2 separate regions of the Homo sapiens genome follow, and region 1 is linked to region 2. A link is an interaction called in ENCODE POLR2A ChIA-PET data of the cell type or tissue named here. Cell type or tissue: PC-9. All regions are shown on one strand. Links, peaks and the distances in the headings refer to the core of each region. The heading gives the core; the rest is flanking DNA.

Region 1 (12,014 bases), core at 2,578-10,577, 210 kb after region 2:
AATGAGTGTGCTTGGATATCACTTATTTATTTATATGGACCATAGACTCTCTAAGGAAGAATTTTAGAATTACATCAGATGTGAGATGTTATAAACAATATCATGGCAGGTACTTCATCACTCCCTTCTCATATTTTCCTAAATTAGAATAAGTGTAAAATTTACAAACAAAATTAGTTTCATTATTAGAAACAGTAAAGCAAGGCCGGGTGAAGTGGCTCACGCCTGTAATCCCAGCACTTTGGGAGGCCGAGGTGGGCGGATCATCTGAGGTCGGGAGTTTGAGACCAGCCTGACCAACATAGAGAAACCTCGTCTCTACTAAAAATACAAAATTAGCCAAGCGTGGTGGCGCATGCCTTCAATCCCAGCTACTCAGGAGGGTGAGACAGGAGAATTGTTTGAACGTGGGAGGCAGAGGTTGCAGTGAGCCGAGATCGTGCCATTGCACTCCAGCCTGGGCAACAAGAGCGAAACTCCGTCTCAAAAAAAAAAAAAAAAAAAAAGTAAAGCAATCATACCAACTTTATTCTGAATTGCTTCTTTACTAAAACAACGTCAATGCTTTGTTAATATTAATTTTAAAGTTCTAGAATATTCTTCAGAAAACTATTAGGAATATTAATTTAGGAAAAATATATGCTTAATAGATATTAATTTATAAGAACATTTTCTTCCACCTTCCAAATTATTAAAGAGGTAGCCATGATTAAACATTTTTAATATAAAAGGCTTGGTACATACCAGATGCTCAGAAATAGTTGTTTAATTTGTTCAATGAAATCCATGCAAGAGTATGAATGGCTGCATGCAAAAGTAAACACTGTTTTTAATTAACATTTTCTCATTTATTTTCTCCTAGGCCAGTGGTTCCCAATTGAGGGTGATTGAACTCCCCAGGGGACATTTTGGCAATGTCTAGAGACATTTCTTATTGTCACGATTAGGGGGGTTGCTACTGGCATCTACAGGACAGCGCCCCACCAACAAAGAATTATTGAGCCCTAAATGTCAGTAATGCTGAGGTTGAGATATCTTGCCCCAGAATTTTTCGAAGCCAGTACTAAAGACCACAGATAGTGCTTGTTAAAAAGGCAGATTCCGGCAGGGTGTGGTAGCTCATGCCTGTAATCCCAGCACTTTGGGAGTCCGAGGTGGGTGGATCACGAGGTCAGGAGTTCAAGACCAGCCTGGCCAAGATGGTGAAACCCCATCTCAACTAAAAACCTACAAAAATTAGCCAGACGTGGTGGCAGAAGCCTGTAATCCCAGCTACTCAGGAGGCTGAGGCAGGAGAATCGCTTGAACACGGGCGGCAGAGATTGCAGTGAGCCGAGATTGCACCACTGCACTCCAGCCTGGGCGACAGAGAGAGACTGCATCAAAAAAAAAGAGAAAGAAAAAAGAAAGGCAGATTCCTGGGCTCCACCTTTATTGAATCAGAATGTGTGGGGCAGGGCCAAGGAAACTGCGTTAACAGCTCCCAGATGATTCTTAAAAACATGAAAGTTTGGGAAACACTGGCAATGGGCAAGGTTAGCTTTATCACCCACTGCCTGCTTGTGGTTCATCACATCATACGTGTGTTAACATAATAATGATTATTAGAGCTGAGAATATTTTATAATAAAAGAAGCATATTTACTCTCCTAGATGTATTTTAGGAGCATATTTGAATAAAATAAATGGCTATTAATTATGTGAGAGAAATATAACTCGAACGTGTAAATGTTACATGTTCCCACAGGCCCTATACCATCAAGGGCACAAAATCTTCCATGGAAATTTTTTTAGGGGGAGAGGAGATGAAGATTTCTTTCACTGTGGCCTAAGTGTACATTTTTACTCACTTTGCCTCTCCCATGCTGCTGGCCCACTTTAAACTACACCCCTGAGCCAGGGGACCCAAGAAGTAGAATGTTCTTTCTAGAAAAACACACAAAGTAAAGAACAGCTTTCTGGGGAGGAAGTTAGCCTAGATACAGGTTGAGAGAAGCTCTTCTCCCTCTCTCCCCAAACTGAGCAAAATGAACTAAATCCAGCAAATAATAATGGTCTAGCAGTAGACACATGCCCCCAAACTTAGAGAACAGTAGAAGCTGAAAAATAGACTTAGAAGTGTCTCAGAGAACTGATCTGAAAACCAGAAGGTGGGGGCAAGACAGTGCATCATAAAAGGGAATTTACTATTTCCTCCTCCTAGCAAGGCGAAAGACCAAAAAGTATCAGCTGGGAGTAATTCACAAGTGCTAAATATGTCCTACAGAAAATAAAAGTTGGCTGAAAATTTAAAAAAAAAAAAAAGTAAGAAAAAGAGGGAAGGCCGGGTGTGGTGGCACGCCTGTAATCCCAACACTTTGGGAGGCCGAAGCGGGTGGATCACCTGAGGTCAGTAGTTTGAGACCAGCCTGGCCAACATGGTGCAACCCCGTCTCTACTAAAAATACAAAAATTAGCTGGGTGTGGTGACAGGTGCCTGTAATCCCAGCTACTTGGGAGGCTGAGGCAGGAGAATCACTTGAACCCTGGAGGCAGAAGTTGTAGTGAGCTGAGATCAGGCCACTACACTTCAGCCTGGGCGACAGAGGGAGACTTCATCTCAAAAAAAAAAAAAAAAAAAAAAAAAGAAAGAAAGAAAAAGAAAAAGCAGGAAAAGCAAACAACAACAGAAACAAAAAGACTCGCTCACACTAAACAAATAGCTCTATGTCCCTGGGGCTTTCCCACCAAACAGTGGGTGACCTCACTGAAAAGCTAGCAGTAATCCCAAGCCCAGGGGGATCCTCATGGGATCAGATGCACCACTGAAAATTTCAGAGAAGAAACAAACTGGGGGAAATATTTGCAACATATATGACAATGAGTTACTACTCCTCATATGTGAAGAGTTTTTGCAAATCAATAAGAAAATTGAAGAAAACTACCAACTCCTTAATAGAAAAAACAAACCTGGGCTGGATGTGGTGGCTCACACCTGTAATCCCAACACTTTGGGAAGCCAAGGTGGGAGGATGACTTGAGCCCAGAAATTTGAGACCAGCCTGGGCAACATGGTGAGACCCCATCTCTACAAAAAATTAAAAAATGAGCGGGGTGTGGTGACATGCTTGTGATCCCAGCTGCTTGGGAGGCTGAGATGGGAGGATTGCTTGGACCCAGGAGGTCAAGGCTACAGTTAGCCATGATCGTGCCACTGCACTCCAGCAGGGTGACAGAGTGAGAGACTGTCTCCAAAAAAAAAAAAAAAAAAAAAACACCAAAAAAAACGTAGTTTACAGATAAATAAGTAAAAATGACCCTTGAACTTGTGAAGAGATACTCAAACTCTTCATAATTAAAAAAGTGCAAGTAAAATATTGGACTAATTTTTTTTTGCCTACAATATGAGTAAATATATAAAATACAAATATGTATTTTTGGCAAGGGAATGATGAAAATCAAGTGATTATACTTTATTGATGGGCATACAGATTGATAATAAATTGGTAAATCTGAAAGATAATTTGGTGATAACTCTAGAGATAGAAAATGTTTATACACTTGCACCTGCAATTCATTTTTGGAATTCAGAAGTTTACAAAATCTCTCAAATTGGATGAAAGACCAGAGTGGTGGGGAGGAGTCAGTAAACAAGAAATTCCAGATCACAGAGAGGGCCAAAAGAAAATATTTAATATACACTTTTAAAGTTGTTTGAGTGTTATGTTGTGATGTAAACACTTCTTGTAACCCCCTATACTTCTGATAACAGCATTTGAAAACTGGGACACCAAAGGGAAGGAAGGGGTTTATGTGTGAGTTGGTGTGGGGTGAAGACCAGGCATAGGAGGCAAAATGGATGTAACAAGTAAGAATTCAGAGGATGAACTCACGAAGATAGAGGGTAGAAGGGTGGTTATCAGAGGCTGGGAAAGGTAGCAGGGAGGCAGAGGAGTAGGGATGATTAATGGATACCAAAAAATAGAAAGAATGAATAAGACCTAGTATTTGCTAGGACAACAGGGTGACCACAGTCAAAAATAATTTAATTGTACATTTAAAAATAACTAAATCTATAATTGGGTTGTTTGTAACACAAAAGAAAAATACTGGGGAGGTGATGGATGCCCAATTTACTCTGATGTAATTATTTATACATTACATGCCACCTACTATGTACCCACAAAAATTAAAAAAGAATTTTAAAAAAATAATTCAGAAGAAATAGGAAATCAGAACAACAAGAGTCTAGGAGAACTAACCCCAACCCATTGTGCCTCAAGATAAAAATCCATAAAAATAGTGGGGTGAGCATCAGACAACCTCCAATACTATGTTGGTAGGAGTGTAAGCAGGAGGACATGGGATATTTAGTCAATTAATTCCTAGAATCCACAAAGATCATTTGCTTACTCTAGCTCAACTAGTGGTTTTACACCATCCATATGGATGATTTGTATGTTTACGGATTTCCAAAGTAAGACATTTCTCACTGATCTCTGGTTCTTACTTAATGGCAAAAAGGTCATCTCTGGATTAAGCATCATTGGCTTTTCTGTAGCAGGCATGATCCATCCATAGACTTACTGCCAGGCTGGAGTGCAATGGCACAATCTCGGCTCACCAAAACCTCCACCTCCTGGATTCAAGCAATTCTCCTCCCTCAGCCTCCCAAGTAGCTGGGATTATAGGCACACACCACCATGCCCAGCTAATTTTGCATTCTTAGTAGAGACCGGGTTTCTCCATGTTGATCAGGCTGGTCTCAAACTCCCAACCTCAGGTGATCTGCAAGCTTCGGCCTCCCAAAGTGCTGAGATTACAGGCCTGAGCCACCGCATCCGGCCCCCATAGACTATTTTAACCATCAACTTTCGGAATGCACATCCAAGACTGGCATATGTTAGTCTATGGTCTTGTTTGCATTGACTTATAGTTGTGTTTTATACAATTAAAAACACCCTTCTAAACCATCTCTTCTCCAAGGGGTTGACCTCTCCCTAAGATAAGGTGGTCAGCTTTTAAGATGTTATAAATTAGTTGTTTCCAAGTTGGCTTACATTGGGAGTAGCTGGAAAACAAGAAAAGAAAATTTCCAGGTTCCTTTCTCTAGGTGATCCAGAGCACAGGAATCTGTGTTTGCTTAAGCTTTCCATCTGATTCTGTGACAGCCTGATTTGGGAACCACCGGAGGTGGACACAGTCGCCCTTACTTGAAGAAAGGACAGAGAACCAAACACAGAAACAGGGATGGTGTCATAAGAGAACACTTGGCTCTCAGACTGTGTTTACTGTGGTTCTTAGCCTAGTTTGTGGTTCCTGCTTTTCCTTTATTTCCTCTCCAGGGTCTCTGGCTTCCTGTGCCCAAGTAAGTTTCTTTCCTGCCTGTTCCACATTTATTTCCTTTCCCTGCATCCTCGCACTTGGCCTCTCCTCCGCCAAACCCTTAAACATAAGGAAATGGTGACCTGATTATATTCACCGCAGCTGCTTGAGCCTCTTTAAAAGACATTTTAAAACACCCATAAGAAACATTCCAAAACCCAAGCAACATTTCCCCATGGAATTGTTTACACTGTGTTCCAGACTGTAGCTGGGCTGTGCCTTCTCGACATTGACATAACATTGTACCACCCAAATTGCCCATTGTAATATACATGTAAATGGCACCAGTATACTAATAAAAAAAAAAAACACTATTCAAAACTAAAATCTTCAACAACAAAAAAGCAGCATGGGAAGACCTGTGTTGGAAAGAGTGAAAAGTGGGTATCTATGTAGGAGAAACACAGAGTTGGGAAATGAGAAAGAGCCCAGAGGACAGAGTCCCCTGGTGAAGAAAGCAAGATGGCACCTTGATTCCAGAGGCCTCAAATCTTGTGGAATAATGACATGAATGTAGCCATGTATCACTTTGATAATAAACAGGAGCAAAGTCCTATGAGGTCCAAGTTCTTTGGTTCTTGGCTGAGACTTTTATCTCATTTAGCAACTGAAGCATTTAAAAAATCTAGTAAACACTCCAGAGTTCATGCTGTAATAGAGAGACAGCATACAACAAGGTACTCTTTAAGCATGGCACTGAAAACATAAAATATGCCTAATATACTTGGAATGTACACAGCTTGTTCACAGATAGAATGCTGGAAAACAGTGCCAATAGTGTGGAGTCCCAGAAGACAGCTCTTACTGAGTCAACCAAGCGAATTTCTTCTCATTAGGGACCTGTGTTTTAGATGCAAATGTATTTTTCTTTTCCAGTGGTGCTTAACTTCTTTTCAATTTTGGATAAAACAGGAAATTATTTCTTAGTTTTTGTTAAAAAAAATACGACTGTAACATTTTCCTAGTAATTTGCAAGTGTTTCCCTCAGAACTTTTAAGCACAGGCTGTTAATTTAAGGGAAGAACCATAAGATTTTCCAGTCATATTAGGGGGAAAAAGACCAAATCTTGAGATTTTAAGTTTTAAGAATTCTGATTCTCTCAGAGATAGTCTTTGCGGTAGTCTTGATTTGCTTGTCAAATGTTTTAGTATTGAGAACTATCCACTGAGAAATGGGCTTTTTCCTTCTAGTATACTGAACATATTAAATGGCTTTCCTAGCATTAACGTAAACTTCACTGAAGATGATGGGACAATATTATGAAGGCATATTATGTTTATATACACAGAATAAATTAATTACTTCTCTAAGTAACTATTACGATTATAAGGTGTTAAGATCATTTAAATACGGAGAATAATAATAGCTTCTATAGCATATTAAAAGCCTCTGTTGGATTGGGACCATGGCCAACATAAAATCACTTTAGAAACCACAATAGCTTATAATACAATCAACTAAAGTACCTATACCCATATTGTTTTTGAAGATTTTCCAACTCATTAAGTAAATACCTTCTTTATAGCTCCCTCTCCCTCTCCTCTCTTCTCCTCTCCTTCCTTCCTTCATTTGTACTTCCTTTCTTTGTATTCTCCTGTCTTCCTTCCTTCTCTCCTTCCTTCATTCCTTCCTTCCCTCCCTCCCTTCCTTCCTTTTCTTGTTAGACCACTGCCTAGTTAATTTTAGGAGCAAGCATTGCAAACTCAAATACCTTAGGAAGCCAGACAGATAACATAAATGAGTAAAGCTGCCAGGTATCAGAAACAGTTTGTGATTCCCACAGAGGGCTCAGGCGTTGATGAGTCCAAGTGCTGACTGCTAAGCAATTCATAGAGTGGTTGAGATGAGATAGGTGAGCACCTAGACGAGAACTGTGGGTTCAGATAGGTGCTGCTGCTGCTGCTGCTGCTACTATGTTTGACTTCGGAATTTTCTTTACATGCTTGGGATGGGTGAAGGCATATCAAAATGTTAGAGACATGAAAGTTAGAACTAGGAGGAAAGTTACATGTTGCCCAAGCCATTTTTCTCATTTTACGGTATAGCAAAATGTCAGTAAAAAACAGAGAGCCAGAAGACCTGGATTGGAATCCTGACCTGTCACTTACTGGCTATGTGACCTTAGGAAAATCGCTCAGCCTCGCCATCCCTCCCTTCTTATCTCCTCTAGGACATTGTTCCAGCAATTTTATCCTTCCCAAAACATGAATTTTCTTTCACTTTATCAAATATGCTGTGATTTCTTCTATCAAAAAAAATTTTTCTTGTGCTCACAGTTAATAATACTGTACTAAATGAACACTTTAAGAGGATAGATTGTATATTATGAATTTTCTTTTTAAAATTATTTATTTATTGAGAGAGGGTCTCACTCTGTCACTATGGCTGGAGTGCAGTAGCATGATCATGGCTCACTGCAGCCTCAACTTCCTGGGCTCGAGTGATCCTCCCACCTCAGCCTCCTGCGTAGCTGGGTCTATAGGCATGTGCCAGCATGCCTGGCTAATTTTTGTATCTTTTGTAGAGACAAGCTTTCCCCATGTTGCACAGGCTGGTCTTGAACTCCTGGGCTCAAGCAATTCCCCGCCTTGGCTTCTCAAATTGCTGGTTTACCACACCAGGCCAACGTTATTAGTGTTTTCTAGGACAATAATTTTTTTTTTTTTTTTTGAGACCGAGTTTTGCTCTTGTTGCCAGGCTGGAGTGGCACAATCGCGGCTCACTGCAACCTCTGCCTCCCACGTTCAAGCAATTCTCCTGCCTCAGCCTCCCAAGTAGCTGGGATTACAAGCGCCCTCCACCAGGCCCAGGTAATTTTTTTGTATTTTTAGTAGAGACGGGGTTTCACCATGTTGGACAGGCCAGTCTCGAACTCCTGACCTCAGGTGATCTGCCCACCTCAGCCTCCCAAAGTCCTAGGATTACAGGTATGAGCCGCCATGCCCAGCCTACAATAATTTTTTTAAGAGAAATTCTCTTGATCCTACCACCTCAATTCCCTGTTTCCCCTCAAAGCAAAAGTTCTTAAAAGAGATGTTTTTTTCACCAAGACAGCACTTGTCAAAGTCATCAGTGACCTTGAGGTTGCCAAACCCAGTGGTCATTTCTCCAAACTCACCCGACCTGATCTTTCACCAGGATTTAACACAGGCCATCAGTCAGTCAGTCACATTTAAACTGCTTTCTTCATTTGGCTTTCACAACTGTTTCTTGATTCTCCTCAGTGCTCTCTGACCTTTTTGTTTTTTGTTTGTTTGTTTGTTTGTTTGTTTGTTTTTGAGACAGGGTCACTCTGTCACCCAGGCTGGAGTGCAATGGTATAATGACAGCTTACTGCAGCCTTGACCTGCCGGGCTCAAGCAATCCTCCCACCTCAGCCTTGGATGACAGGTGTGTGCTGCCTCACCTGGCTAATTTTTTTGTTCTTTGTAGAGAGGGAGGTCTTGCTATGCTGCCCAGGCCAGTCTCAAACACCTGGGCTCAAGCGATCCTGCCACCTTGAGGGCCTTCCAAAGTGCTAGGATTATAGGCATGAGCGACTGTGCCCAGTCTCACTGACCATTCTTTCTTAGTCCTCTTTTAAGGTTCGTTCTCATTTTACAAATCTTTAATTTGGGATGAGCAATGACTTGGGCTTGATCCCTTCTATCCCTCAGGCCATTCTCTCTGTGATCTCATCCAGTCAATGGCTGTGCACAGGTGAATCCCAAATTTATATGTCAGCTTATTTTCTCCATGGAACTCCAGACTCATACTTAACCTCTCCACGGGATGCCTAGAAGGCATTTTTAAATTAACAAGTATATTGCAAATTCTTAATTTCCTCTCAAAACCTGCTCCTCCTATAGTCTTGCCTACCTTGTTAAAGACAGGTCATCCTTTTAGCCCTAACCAAATCATCCCATATTCTACAGCATTCTGATTTTTCTCCAGAGCATTAATCACCATCTTTCATATGATAGTATTTACTTGCTTGTTTCTTGTCTATCTCACCCTACTGAAGTGTAATCTACATAAGTACAAGACCTGGTCTCTTTTGTTAATTTCTAGATGCCTAGAGCTTGGCATAGAGTAGGTGCTCATTAAATATTTGTTGTTGAAGCCGGGTGCGGTGGCTCACGCCTGTAATCCCAGCACTTTGGTAGGCCAAGGTGGGTGGATTACCTGAGGTCGGGAGTTCGAGACCAGCCTAACCAACGTGGAGTAACCCCGTCCCTACTAAAAATACAAAATTAGCTGGGCGTGGTGGCGCATGTCTGTAATCCCAGCTACTCGGGAGGCTGAGGCAGGAGAATTGCTTGAACCCAGGAGGCAGAGGTTGTGGTTGCGGTGAGCTGAGATCGTGCCATTGCACTCCAGCCTGGGCAACAAGAGTGAAACTCTGTTTCAAAAAAACAAACAACAAAAAATATTTGTTGGAAAAAAAAAAAGGAAAGTCCCCATGTTCATGTAGCTTACAACCTAATATGGCATGGACAATGAGGTAAGAAAAACAATAAGCAAGAGAAGAATGTCATAGATAACAGGAAAGAAAATAAAAGGCCAATTGAATTCACTCATGCAGATACATGAAATGTATTTTGTGTCAGGAGGCGGTAATTGTTATAAAGAAAAATAAAACAGGGTAAAGGGATAGATATTGATGGCAGTAGGAGGTGAGTACTATTTTATGTAATGGTCAAGAACAGACTCTTTACTGAGGTGATATTTGAGCAGAGACCTGGAGAATGGAAGGAAGTGAGCCAGGGAGACATCAAGGGGAAAAGCATTCGAGCATAGGGAACAGCAGGTGTGGGGACACTGAGCAATCATGTTTGGAGCAGCCAGGAGGACTTCAGAGCTGAGAAAGGAGGGGTGAGAGAAGACTGGCAGTGAGCCAGATCCTAAGGTCCTTGCAAACCTTGATAAGCACTTTGGATTACCTATTTTCCTGAATAAGATGAGAAGCCACTGCATTATTTCAAGCAGAAAAATGACTTGATTTGGTTTAGATTTTTATAACATCACTGTGGCTGTTTCTGGGTGGAGTCTGTGTTACAGAAAGGGAAAGGAGTGGCCGGGAGAGCACTTAGAAGCTATTGTAATAATCTGGGCAAGAGATGATAATGGCTGAAAGCAGAATGGTAATGGTGGAGTGGTGACATCAATGGTGAAATCAGATTCCAGACATAATTGGAAGTGGAAGCTGCACCAGGCACATGACACATGGCACAAAGCATTGCCCTCAGAAGGCATTCAACACATAATTATCAGATGCATGCCCAAATACTTCTTATTTTCATTACAATAAAGTGTTCTTATTAACGGGTTCAAAAAAACTCCCACTTGATCAGGGTTTCTAGGAAGTTTCTTTTAAAAAAACAAAGCACAGGGCCTGGTGCAGTGGCTCACGCCTGTAATCCCAGCACTTTGGGAGGCCAAGGCGGGTGGATCACGAGGTCAGGAGATTGAGACCATCCTAGCTAACACGGTGAAACCCAGTATCTACTAAAAATACCAAAAAAACTAGCCGGGCGTGGTGGTGGGTGCCTGTACTCTCGGGAGGCTCAGGCAGGAGAATGGCATGAACCCGGGAGGTGGAGCTTGCAGTGAGCTGAGATCACGCCACTGCACTTGAGCCTGGGCGACAGAGCAAGACTCCATCTCAACAATAACAAAAAAAAGTACCAACTCACCAAAACAATATATATATCATATATATGTTATATATAACACACAACATATCATATATGTTATATATAACACACAACATATCATATATATTATATATAACACACAACATATCATATATATGTTACATATAACACACAACATATCCTATATATGTTACATATAACATACAACATATCCTATATATGTTATATATAACACACAACATATCCTATATATGTTATATATAACACACAACATATCCTATATATGTTATATATAACACACAACATATCCTATATATGTTATATATAACACACAACATATCCTATATATGTTATATATAACACACAACATATCCTATATATGTTATATATAACACAACATATCCTATATATGTTATATATAACACACAACATATCCTATATATGTTATATATAACACACAACATATCATATATATGTTATATATAACACACAACATATCATATATATACATATATCTGTATTATACGCATAATATACGTATATAATATGTATTATACATATTATATACGTATATGTATTATACATATAATATATGTATATAATATGTATTATACATATAATATATATAATATGTATTATACATATAATACATATGTATGTAATATGTATTATACATATGTACAATATGTATATTATATATTATATATGTGTGTATATAATATAATTATATATTATATTATATATATTTTTTATATATATACACACACACACACATGCACACATATATATTTAGTACATTGGGTAAAGTATTTCTTAAATTTTAGGCAGAAAAAAAAGCACTTGTAAAACACTAAACATACTAGATTTTCCCGTAAGTTGATTCCAAGAACTTAGTATTTCATATGAAAGGATCACATTGACCCTTAAATTTCTAACATTTACCATGGGCGAATTCAATTGACCTTTCATTTTTCTCTCCCATTAGCTATGGCATTCTTTTCCCTTTAACTCCG
Region 2 (12,014 bases), core at 1,904-9,903:
CAAAATGCCCAGTAATTTTGTATTTTTAGTAGAGATGGGGTTTCACCATGTTGGTCAGGTTTGTCTCGAACTCCTGACTTCAGGTGATCCACCAACCTCAGGCTCCCAAAGTGCTAGGATTACAGGCGTGAACCACCACGCCCAGCCTGTTATTTGTAAATGTTGAATACATGTTACATTTTCATCCTAATGGGCTAAATTTGCACCATTTGCCATTCAGAACAATTCTGTTTCTGAGGTACTCTGTTGGTGCTTTAGGGCCAACTGGGATCTATTTCAGAGAGGAATGGAATAATTGACTGTAAATGTGATGAGGAAGAAATAAACACTTTTAAAAAAAATGACACCTACCATTTATTGAACTCCCATCTACAAGGCACTTGGCTAAGTACTTCAGAAACCACTCACACTTATTACCCTCAGAGTAGGTATGTTGAGGCAACGAGATCTTAGACTCTTGCTCCTATTTACCCCAACTACACTGTTCTGCTTCCCCCAGATTATTGGTGTCAGTGATGGAGACATTTATTAATCCTGTTAGTTTCTGGGAGCTAGAAATTGTGATTTCTTCTTAGTAATACAATCTTGAATAATTTTCAAGCTGATACCCGTTTAGAAGTATCAGAAGAGAATTTGTACATGAAGCCTGCACATACGTGGGGTGTAACTCATGTTCAGTTAGGCTAAAAGTTATTGTTGCGTGCCTCTTTTCAGAATTTTAGGTACTTGTGCTTAAATTTGATTCAGAACTGTTTTGGAAAAGCCTTGAGTATGTTTGAAATACCTTCCCTCTTGAAAGTAATCTCAAGTTTTTAATAAGGGTTAATCATGTTAAAAAAACAAAAATGTCTATTCAACCAGACATTGGCATTTCTTGACCTTTTTTCCTGTCTTACCTGGATCTTGCAATAAAGGATGCCTGGTTTAACTTTCTTGAAAATCACATTAGGGAAGGCTTTGAATGAAATTGATCTGGAACAATAAGTGATGATTTGGAAAAACAATTGCTATACTTCTATGTACCCTGCTGCAGCTCTCCCCATGTCTCCACCTCTAGAGGTGGGGTTCAGGGATTTGCATAACTAAAAAATTTATGAAAGTGTTGTCCTACCTTTCTCAGGAACACCATTTGTGAATTATTTTCCCAAAAACGAGGTAGAAATTAGAAATCTAGAGAAGTAACTATTAGTACATGAGGTCATATTAGTGTTTTCTTGTTGGGTTTTTTTTTGTTTATTTGGTTTTTTATCTTATGGTTTTTTATTTATTTGATTTCTTTCTTTACGAGACCTCTTGTGGCGGTGGGGGGCGGGGAATGTTCATTTTTTTTTAAACCTATTTGACCAGCATTGTTTCCTTGAAGAAAACCTAGATTTCAGATACAGATGTTTATGTTTTGATTTATCTTAATTGCTCTGGTTTGGTTTTTGGGTTTGGTCAGCACTAACGTACTAATGTGGTTAAAATGAGTCCTTTGTTTTGGGAGGCCAAGGCGGGTGGATCACTTCAGGTCAGGAGTTCAAGACCAGCCTGGTCAACATGGCGAAACTCTGTCTCTACTAAAAATACAAAAATTAGCTGGGACTGGTGGCAGAGGCTTGTAATCCCAGCTACTCAGGAGGCTGAGGCAAGAGAATCACTTGAACCCCGGAGGCAAAGGTTACTGTGAGCCGAGATCAGGCCTTTGCACTCCAGCCTGGGCAACAAGTGAAACTCCGTCTCAAAAACAAAACAAAACAAAAATGAGTCCTTGGTAACTAGAATATTCGGTTCCCAGGGTTACAGTATCTAGATAGTAAATAATTCAGGGAAGTTAGTGGTAAGAGATTTCTTGATCATTTCTACTGAGAATTTTATTTAACAAGCATTCCTTATGAAAAATAATATCTATGAAAAATTTCCTTCATGAGGAACGAAAACTTTCATTTAATGAATGACAAGGGTATAGTTTTAAAATAAAGGGCAAAAATCAAAGGTTGGTAAACGTGTGATCTCAGCTCTGGAAACCCCATTATGCTTATGTCAACGGTGATGTCTGAGTGTTGAGGTTTGGGAAAGGTGAGTTTCCTTGACTTTTCAAAAAATTTTAGATTTTCGTATGGTCCACCATAGACAAATGAGTTTAATCAAAAGTCATAGCTTTTTTTTTTTTTTTTTTTTTTGCGACAGAGTCTCCGTCTATTGCCCAGGATGGAGTGCAGTGGCACAATTTTGGCTCACTGCAACCTCCGCCTCCTGAGTTCAAGCTATTCTCCTGCCTCAGCCTCCTGAGTGGCTGGGACTACAGGCATATGCCACCACGCCCAGCTAGTTTCTGTATTTTTAGTAGAGACAGCATTTCACCATATTGGCCAGGCTGGTCTCGAACTCCTGACCTAGTGATCCGCCCACCTCGGCCTCCCAAAGTGCTGAGATTACAGGTGTGAGCCACCATGCCCAGCCAACTTTTATCTTTAAGTAACTTGTGATGTTTCAATTGCAAAATCCTATGCCTTTGTGACTTCAAGTGACCCCTTTCATAATCCATAAGTGTTTAATGAATGTCTACCATATACCTAGCCTTGACATGGAAACATTTTTAATACAAATGTCTATTTTTATTTTCCTTTTGTTTGGTGTAGAGAAAAAATAGCCAGTTCACAATATTTTATAAAATAGTTATGAAGAGAATGTCAGTATACTCTACACATATCTTGTTTCATCTTATCAAGTAACACTACCAACAATGTATAGAATTTCTTCAAACTGAGTTTTATTTGGCTTGTTTGGGGATTTTTTTTTTTTTTTTTTTTTTTTTTTGGCTAAAAAGTAGGTCCTGAAAGGAGGACCTCCAGAATGTGCTTTGTGTCATTGTGTCGAGTCTTTCTTTTGAAGGTTTAATATTTAACTATTTATTTAATATAAGCTTTTCTTTTGCTGTTAGACTGCTTTTCAGGAAGCCTTGGACGCTGCAGGTGATAAACTTGTAGTAGTTGACTTCTCAGCCACGTGGTGTGGGCCTTGCAAAATGATCAAGCCTTTCTTTCATGTGAGTATTAAACAATGTCTGCTTTGTAAGAGATTTGTGTTTTTTGAGTTGGTGGTCACAGTGGTAGGAAAGAAAGACAGTTAAAGGATTTTGGTTTCGGTGGGGGGATTTCTTTGGCTGGATCTTTGGTCTAAAAGTAGTAGTATAACAAATAATTTAGGTTTGATACATGTAGCCCATTGAAAACAAATTTTAGAAGTTAATTTTGTCTTAAATAGTTCTTTTTTTCCCCACATTGAAACATGGGCCTTATTTGAAATCCCAGCCTCAGAATTTGATATGCCAAGCTGTTTTATACTAAGAAAAATTTGATTTAGAGAAAATTTATGTCTCTTAGATCTATGTCTCCAAAGATCTAAATTTTTGGATCTTTAATTAGTCTCTACTTTTATTAAGTTTCCATTTAAGAAGCTTGGGTATGTTGATTGCCATTACCTAGTTCTAAATCTTTTTGGATTTTTCATTTTAAATTTTCCAGTCCCTCTCTGAAAAGTATTCCAACGTGATATTCCTTGAAGTAGATGTGGATGACTGTCAGGTATGTAGCTGGAAATATGAGATACTGCTGAGCTTTTCACATTGGCCTTTTTCTCTGAATTGCACAGTGCTTTTTTCCATAAATATGTCAAATAATTCTAGAACTGTAATCCTATCTAAAAAGTTCTATCTCAGAAGAGCAGGCAAGTTAGGAGCTTAATCCTAGCTATCGGGAGCTGTATATCACATCCTAAAGTAAACAAAAATAAATGAGTGAGACTTCTGAATCTTATCGGCCACCCACCTTTCTAAAACCCTACATTCTACTTTACACTCTGAGATGTGCAATAAATGGAGATTGAATTTAGCTATGATCATTACATCCATAGGCTTGATGGAGTCACCAAATTATGAGACCGCTTGTAGGGCTCTTTGTGAACTTGCAGTAGCATGAGAACCTGCATTTGCAAGCCTATTCTAGTCTTGGTTGATTTTAGTCAATTAGAAACCACAAATGTTTTAACAAATAAACACCAAGGTACCTGAGAGAATAATTTGGAAGAAATTCCAGGGTTGGTTGTATTTAACAAATACTTGTTTTGCACTAGGTATATACCAGGCACTGTTCTGGGTGGTTTTTAAGTATCAGTTCATTTAATCCTGAGTGCTGTTATCATCCCCATTTTATAGATGAGAAAACTGAAACACAGAGGTTGTTCATGAAGTTTCAGTGAGTATGTGGCTGAACTAGGATTTAAAATGAAGTGGTCTGGCTTCCCAGCCCTTGACCTTAAGCACTACCCATCGGAGGATGCTCTGTCTTGTGGGTGTAGATCGGGTGCTTAGCACATGACCACAGACCTAGGAGAGCGGGTTGAGGAGGTATCACTTCGGGGCCCTTTACAGATATGTGAGCATTTTCACTTAGCCCTAGTGGAGAAGGAAAGGCGATGGGGGAAGGGTGCAGTGTGGCAACAGAGGCGCTGGACCTGGCTTCCAGTCCTGGCTCACTAGCATCTGCTTAGGCCAGTCACTCCTCTTCCTTGAGCCTTAAGACCTGCCCCATCAACCTCCCAAGGTTGCTTATTCATTGAGCAAACATGGAATATCCAATAAAGGGTGAAGGGTCACTTAAAACAGGCATATGGCAGTGCTCTCTAAACATGGGAGGGCGCAACAACCCCAGATTGTGTATTCTTAGCCAGTTTTTGACTCTGTGCCTTGGGCAACCCCTGCCTTGGCTTGTGCTGTCTTCTCCATCTGGCCTGTCCTTTCCTTTCCTACCTGACTAACTCCTTGTCATGAGCTTCACCCCTTCTCCACTTACCGCCTTGTGTGCCCTAAGTACCCAGTGAATCTTGGCAATTATTATAATGATCTTTATGTCTGTCCTTTACCATTAGTCTCAGTAGATTCCTAGGATCAGAGACCCTGTCTTAATTCACGTTGGTTGCCCCTTCACCTAGCACACCTGCCTTGCATGTAGTATAGGTGTGGAATGAATGAATGATGAATGTGATATGGTTGTTAAGTTACTATTCTAGATGTGTCCCAGAGTTGTTTTTTTTTTTTTAAAAAGAGTGTAATTGCATTTTTGTGAAAAATCCTTATCCCTTGTTTTAATCAAACTTAGTCTTATTAAGGTCAATTTAGCTAGGGGAAAATTGCACCTGGAATAGAGAAATTCTAACTGCCACTGATCCTATCAGATAGCAACTTGATTTTTTTTTTTTTTTTTTTTTTTTTTTTTTTTTTGAGATGGAGTTCACTCTGTCACCTGGGGTGGAGTGCAGTGGCATGATCTCGGCTCACTGCAACCTCTGCCTCCCGGGTTTAAGCAATCCTCTGTCTCAGCCTCCTGGGTAGCTGGGATTACAGGCATGCACCACCATGCCTGGCTAATTTTGTATTTTTACAAAATTAAAACCCCAGTAGAGACGGGGTTTCACCATGTTGGTCAGGCTGGTCTCGAACTCCTGACTTCAGGTGATCCACCCACCTCGGCCTCCCAAAGTGCTGGGATTATCCACCACGCCCGGCCTTGATTTTTATTTGAAAGCAATAATAGGTGCCAGATGCCATGATAAGCCCTTTGCATGCACTATGTCATTTAATCCTCACGATAACTATACGAGTATTTTTTATTAGCACCCTCATTGAACAGGTAATGGCACTGCAGCACAGAAGGTAAAGTCAGTCTCTTGAGGCAGACCAATGCACCATACTGTACTGAGGACAGGTCTTCTTACTGCCTTTAGGAAGTACAGTCATGCATCACTTAATGATGAGGATACTTTCTGAGAAATGTTAGGCAATTTTGTTGTGCACACATAGAGTGTACTTACACAACCTAGATGGCATAGCCTCCTGTACACCTAGGCTATGTGGTAAAGCCTGTTGCTCCTAGGCCACAAACAGGTAAGGCATGTTACTGTACTGAATACTGTAGGCAGTTATAACACAACAGTAAGTATTTGTGTATCTAAACATAGAAAAGGTATGGTGAAAACATGATATGAAAGATTAAAAAATGGTATGCCTTTATAAGGTACTTGCCATAAACGGGACTTGCAGGACTGAGAGGTGCTCTGGGCGAGTCAGTGAGTGGGTGGTGAGTGAATGTGAAGGCCTAGAACCTGTAGACGTTATAAACACTGTATGCTTACAAATTTTATTTTTAAAATTTCTTTTTTCAGCAATAAATTTATTGTAACTTTTTTACTTTATAGTTTTTTTATTTTTTTAACTCTTTAACTCTTGTAATAACACTTAGCTTAAAACACGAATGCATTGTACAGCTCTACAAAAATATTTTCTTTATATCCTTAGTCTATAAGCTTTTTTTAAAAAGACTTTTTAAACTTTTTGTTACAAACTAAGATTCAAACACATACATTAGCCTAGACCAACACAGGGTCAGGATCATCAGTATCACTGTCTCCCATCCCCACATCTTGTCTCACAGAAAGGTCTTCAGGGACAGTAACATGCATGGACCTTTCATCTCCTATGATAACAGTGCCTTCTCCTGGAATGCTTCCTGAAGGGCCTGCCTGAGCCTGTTGTATAGTAACTGTCTTTTTAAAAAAATAAGTAGGAGTACACTCTAAATTAATAATGAAATTAAAGTAAATACAAAAACCAGTAACGTGGGTGTTTATTATCAAGTAGTATATACTGTCCATAATTGTAGTGATATGCTTTTTTAAGTGAAAGCAAGTTTATTAAGAAAGTAAAGGAACAAAAGAATGGCTATTCCGCAGGTAAAGCAGTCTGTAGTGGTATACTTTGTATGTAATTGCAGCGCAGATTTGTTTGCACCAGCTAATGCGATGGGCTATGACATTAACCCATCACTAGGTGAGAGGAATTTTTCAACTTCATTATAATCTTATGGGACCACCACATATATGCAATCTGTTGTCGATCTAAATGTTATATGGTGCATTACTATAGGTGTGCAAAGCACTCGAGGACTTCCGTATGACAGAGCTCCTCCTTCATGTCTGCTTGGTGCACCCTGATCACCCTGAATGTATCTTTTTTTTTTTTTTTTTTGAGACAGAGTCTCACTCTGTCACCCAGGCTGGAGTGCAGTGGTACCATCTCTGCTCACTGCAACCTCCACCTCCCGGGTTCAAGCGATTCTTCTGCCTCAGCCTCCTGAGTAGCTGGGACTACAGGCAGCCGCTACCACACCAGGCTAAATTTCAACTTTTTAGTAGAGACAGCATTTTGCCATGTTGGCCAGGCTGGTCTCGAACTCCTCACCTCAAGTGATCCACCCGTCTTGGCCTCCCAAAGTGCTGGGATTAGAGGCATGAGCTACCGTGCCTGGCCTGAAAGTGTCTTTTAAAACCTTGAAGTGACCCTCTGACAAACTGAGGAACTTTAACTTTGCCTCCATAGATTGATAGAAAAGTATGAGTAGTAGCCCTTTTGAAAATGATAGACCAACCTTATTTCTCTGACAGCCAACAGGGTTATGATACTTATTTTATAAATGGTAACCTCCCTCTGACCCTTACTTGGAGTGAGTTTTCAATAGTATGCATTCAATAAACATTCACCATTTTTATTCCAGCCATTACTGTCCTTGTGCCTCTTACTGGAACCTGTACTTTCATGCTCAGCAGGTGTCCAGCATTAAAAGAAAAAGTAAAGATTACCTAGAAAGAACTCCTCAACAGTAGTGCCACCCACCATCCTAGAGGTCGTCATAGTGTTTGTAGCTGGCCTTTCTTCCCCTTGAGAATTCTCCGTTGGTTTCCGTGATTTGGTTATCAACAGTCCTGCCTGCTCGCTTGCTGTCCTGTGTAGCTTTTGCTGCTTAGGTGCTGAGTGGTTCTATATTTCTTTCCCAGTCCTCTTTTGAGTGCCTGGCTGACATTTTCAATCTCTATTGGGCTCCAAACCAAACCAGTTTCGTGGTATTGTCCTCCAAACCTTGCCCTCTTATAGCATGAACAATGTGTTGAGCATGGGGTATTATAAGAGTTCTCATTTAGCATTCCACAGTTGAGGAATGTGTGTTACTTCAATTACCTTTGAGCTGTAGAAAAATCTTTAGCTGTGGTAACAGCCACTTCTAGGAGAGGAGAAAATACGGATCAACTAGCCCAATTTGCGATGTTAGGAATTTGTCGATTTTCTTAGTAGGATGGCTTTCAAAGGTTAGAGCATCAGAGTCACCTGAAGCCCGACTTTAACTGTAATGGTTTAAGATGGGGTTGATGGGGAAACTTGTAGTACCCCTCAGGTAATTCTGATACTGCAGCAAGGTTTGAGAATTCACAAAGTCTTTTTATTTTTCCTCCCGAGATAGTCTCATTCTGTCGCCCAGGCTGGAATACAGTGGCATGATCTCAGCTCACTGCAACCTCCGCCTCCCAGGTTCAAGCAATTGTCCTGTCTCAACCTCCTGAGTAGCTGGGATGACAGATGTGTGCCACCACACCTGGCTAATTTTTGTATTTTTAGTAGAGATGGGGTTTCTCCGTGTTAGCCAGGCTAGTCTCGAACTCCTGACCTCAGGTGACCCACCGGCCTTGGCCTCACAAATCAGTTTTTAATTAAAAATAAGCAGGAGGCTGAGTGTGGTGGCTCACACCTGTAATCCTAGCACTTTGGGAGCCCGAGGAAGGTGGATCACTTGAGCTCATGAGTTTGAGACCAGCCTGGGCAACATGGAGAGACCTTGTCCCTATAAAAAAAAAAAAAAAAAAATATATATATATATATATATATATATATATATATATAGTGTGTGTGTGTGTGTATATATATACACACACACACACAAAATTAGCCAGGTGTGGTGGCGTGTGCCTGTAGTCCCAGCTACTGGGGAGGCTGAGGAGGGAGGATGGCTTGAGTCTGGGAAGTGGAGATTGCAGTGAGCTGAGACTATGCCCCTGCATTCCATCCAGCCTGGGTGACACAGCCAGACCCTGTCTCAAAAATAATAATAATCAGTAAACCCAGTGTGGGGTTATTCCTTTAGATTACTATTATTTTGTTCTTGAACAATTGATTTTTATTTTTTTAGACTTTTTAGCCTTTATATAATCATTCTGTGTACTCTGCCTTCATAATAAAACTGGAAAAATTATGAGCAAGAAATAAGAGGTACTAGTTCTGAGGAATAGTTAAGATTATCATACTGAGTCCAATTGTAGCAGAATTTTTTGTTGCTTCTTTGTATGATACTTAAAATAGTTGAAAATTTGATTGGATTAAAGAGCATATTGGATCGCTGGAGTATCTGATGCTAGTAACATTCTGAACATTCTGCCTGTTAATGTGCCCGTCAAAGGAAGTAAATATTAATAAAACTTCTTCATTGAGAATATAACCGGTTTGGCTTTTGTAATGCCATTATATTCATTATATTAATTTTCATATGCTGAAAAATGTCCTCATGCGGAAATGTGGGGTACATGACAGGGAAAAGTTTCTGGTTTTGGATTACTTCTGTCAAAGCTCAGTACTCGCAGTCTTGTATTTAATCCTCTCCCTTTGCTACTTTCCCTACCAGGATGTTGCTTCAGAGTGTGAAGTCAAATGCATGCCAACATTCCAGTTTTTTAAGAAGGGACAAAAGGTACGTACATCTGACCTTTAAAACTCTAACTGGGCAATAGGAAACCCAGTATAAGTGAATAAATCACTGGAGTGATGTTCCCTTTAAAGATTGAGGCATATCACCAAGTTCTGCTTTTAAGAATTTTTAAATATGCCAAAATTCATTGGCTTAAGTACATAATGTGACAGCTAACTGAAAATCAATCTTTCCTAGAACTAGTCCTATTTATATCATAAAGCACATAGAATTTCTTAGACTTGGGCAGTTCATTTGTTGTTAAGTATTGTGTAAAAGAAAATTTGTACTTGAGCCTTTTGACTTTTCTCTTGATATTTTTTCTTTGTTTATAACTTAAATGAACTGTATGTTATTCAGGGAAGTTTACTTTAAATAAGATTATACTTCTTTTTCCCTCCACCCCTATTCTTCCTTCATTCTATGCTGAATACATATTTATACATATGTATATATATACATATGTATATGTATATATATAAATACATATTTATACATATTTTATGTATAAAACAGTGCTACAGTGCTACGTCTAATGTCAATTCAATATTCTCTTAACAGGTGGGTGAATTTTCTGGAGCCAATAAGGAAAAGCTTGAAGCCACCATTAATGAATTAGTCTAATCATGTTTTCTGAAAATATAACCAGCCATTGGCTATTTAAAACTTGTAATTTTTTTAATTTACAAAAATATAAAATATGAAGACATAAACCCAGTTGCCATCTGCGTGACAATAAAACATTAATGCTAACACTTTTTAAAACCGTCTCATGTCTGAATAGCTTTCAAAATAAATGTGAAATGGTCATTTAATGTATTTTCCTATATTCTCAATCACTTTTTAGTAACCTTGTAGGCCACTGATTATTTTAAGATTTTAAAAATTATTATTGCTACCTTAATGTATTGCTACAAAAATCTCTTGTTGGGGGCAATGCAGGTAATAAAGTAGTATGTTGTTATTTGTTATCTTTTGACAGAGAAAATAGCATTCTCTGTTTTAGCAGGTGAATCCTCTATGCTCTCCAAAAGATCAGCATGACCAAAATTGATGTCCACTCATGAAGGACTTGTTCGTTTTGTTTGTTTGTTTTGCCACGAGGATCGGATCTTGATTCTCCTCGAAGTATCTGAGAAAGTCTAGTTGTATAGGCCAGACATAGGTTCTGTCTTGAGTGGTAAAAGTTGTGGGAAATTATTACTTATATCATTCAAAGAACATTGTTTCTTGTGTTCTAAGCACAGTAAGGGGTTGGGGGTTTGAAGAAACTTTTTGAGTTTACATAATAATGAAGAGCAGAATTATCATATGCCAGGTATCATCTTTCTATTAATTCACTTAATCTTTGTAACAATCCTATTAGATATAGACACTATAATCCCCATTTACCTGTGAGGAAACAGACAAAGGGTGGTAATTTCCCCAGCATCACAACTAGTCATTGGAGGAGCTGGGATTTGAACCAAAGAAGTCTGGTACCAGAATATGTGCCTTTAACTACTACATTGCCCTCAGTGCAACAATCTGAGTAAGCAGGAAAATGATGGGCCCTTAGTTGAGTTTCTTTCCTCATGTGAAATTAGGATGCCAAACTTAGATGATCTCTCAAAATACTAATGGAATGCCTGTTATGTGCCAGGCATCATGCTAGGCTTGGGATAAAGCTGTGACTAAGACACCCTCATCCTCATACAGCTTACATTCTAGAAGCAGAGACAAACAGGTGAATAATAGACTGGTATATTCTACAAGGCAAAACCAAAAACTGGGCGCAGTAATGAGAAGAATAGGGGAACCAGCTGTGCATCAGGTGGTTGGACCTGGGTTCTTTGAGGTGACTGTAAACAGAGCTGTTGGATAAAAAGTACTCCAACCTGCTGAGAGCCAGGGAATCAGCTTTCAAGCAGAGAGAATGACAGACACAAAGGCTTGAGTCAAGAAAGAGCTTGGTACCTTGTAGAATCATCAGAGGAGCATGAAATAAAGCTCGATAGAGTGGCAGGGCCAGGTCAGCCAGGGCGTTATTTGTTCTAGAACGGATGAGAAACCATCGAAGGGTAAGTCAGGGTACATGCTTTGTTAACAAGTTATTTTGGCACCTGTATAGAAAACGGAAACTAAAAAGTGGAAAACCAGTTAGGCTTTTTTGTTTGTTTTTTGAGATGGAGTTTCGCTCTTGTCAGCCAGGCTGGAGTGCAATGGCGCAATCTCAGCTCACTGCAACCTCCGCCTCCCAGGGTCAAGCCATTCTCCTGCCTCAGCCTCCTGAGTAGCTGGGATTACAGGCACCCGCCACCATGCCCAGCTAATTTTTGTATTTTTAGTAGAGATGAGGTTTCACCATGTTGACCAAGATGGTCTCGAACTCCTGACCTCAGGTGATCCACCCACCTCAGCCTCCCAAAG

What was found. ChIA-PET counts read pairs that join two places held together with the same protein. Peaks named below come from ENCODE experiments on the same cell type or tissue, not always from the same donor. Only the 100,000 strongest peaks of a DNase experiment are listed, where the experiment ranks them.
Region 1: POLR2A ChIA-PET joins it to region 2 with 10 read pairs; 4 of 35 experiments call an interaction of 5 or more read pairs at or near these places.

The regions. Positions count from the first base shown.
Region 1 is chr9:110,034,957-110,046,970 of GRCh38, reverse strand. The region is part of intron 7 of PALM2AKAP2 (PALM2 and AKAP2 fusion); the gene reads right to left. Among named protein-coding and RNA genes, the nearest start is that of C9orf152, 170 kb to the left of the region's middle. In PC-9, for the core only: no CTCF peak of the experiment used is centred there; no DNase peak of the experiment used is centred there.
Region 2 is chr9:110,242,372-110,254,385 of GRCh38, reverse strand. It overlaps TXN (thioredoxin), which reads left to right. Exons shown (of 5, transcript NM_003329.4): 2 at 2,924-3,028; 3 at 3,507-3,566; 4 at 9,543-9,608; 5 at 10,167-10,576. The coding sequence ends at 10,229. Among named protein-coding and RNA genes, the nearest start is that of TXN, 8.1 kb to the left of the region's middle. In PC-9, for the core only: no CTCF peak of the experiment used is centred there; a DNase peak (open chromatin) is centred at 5,815; H3K4me3 peaks cover 849 bases; H3K27ac peaks cover 1,855 bases.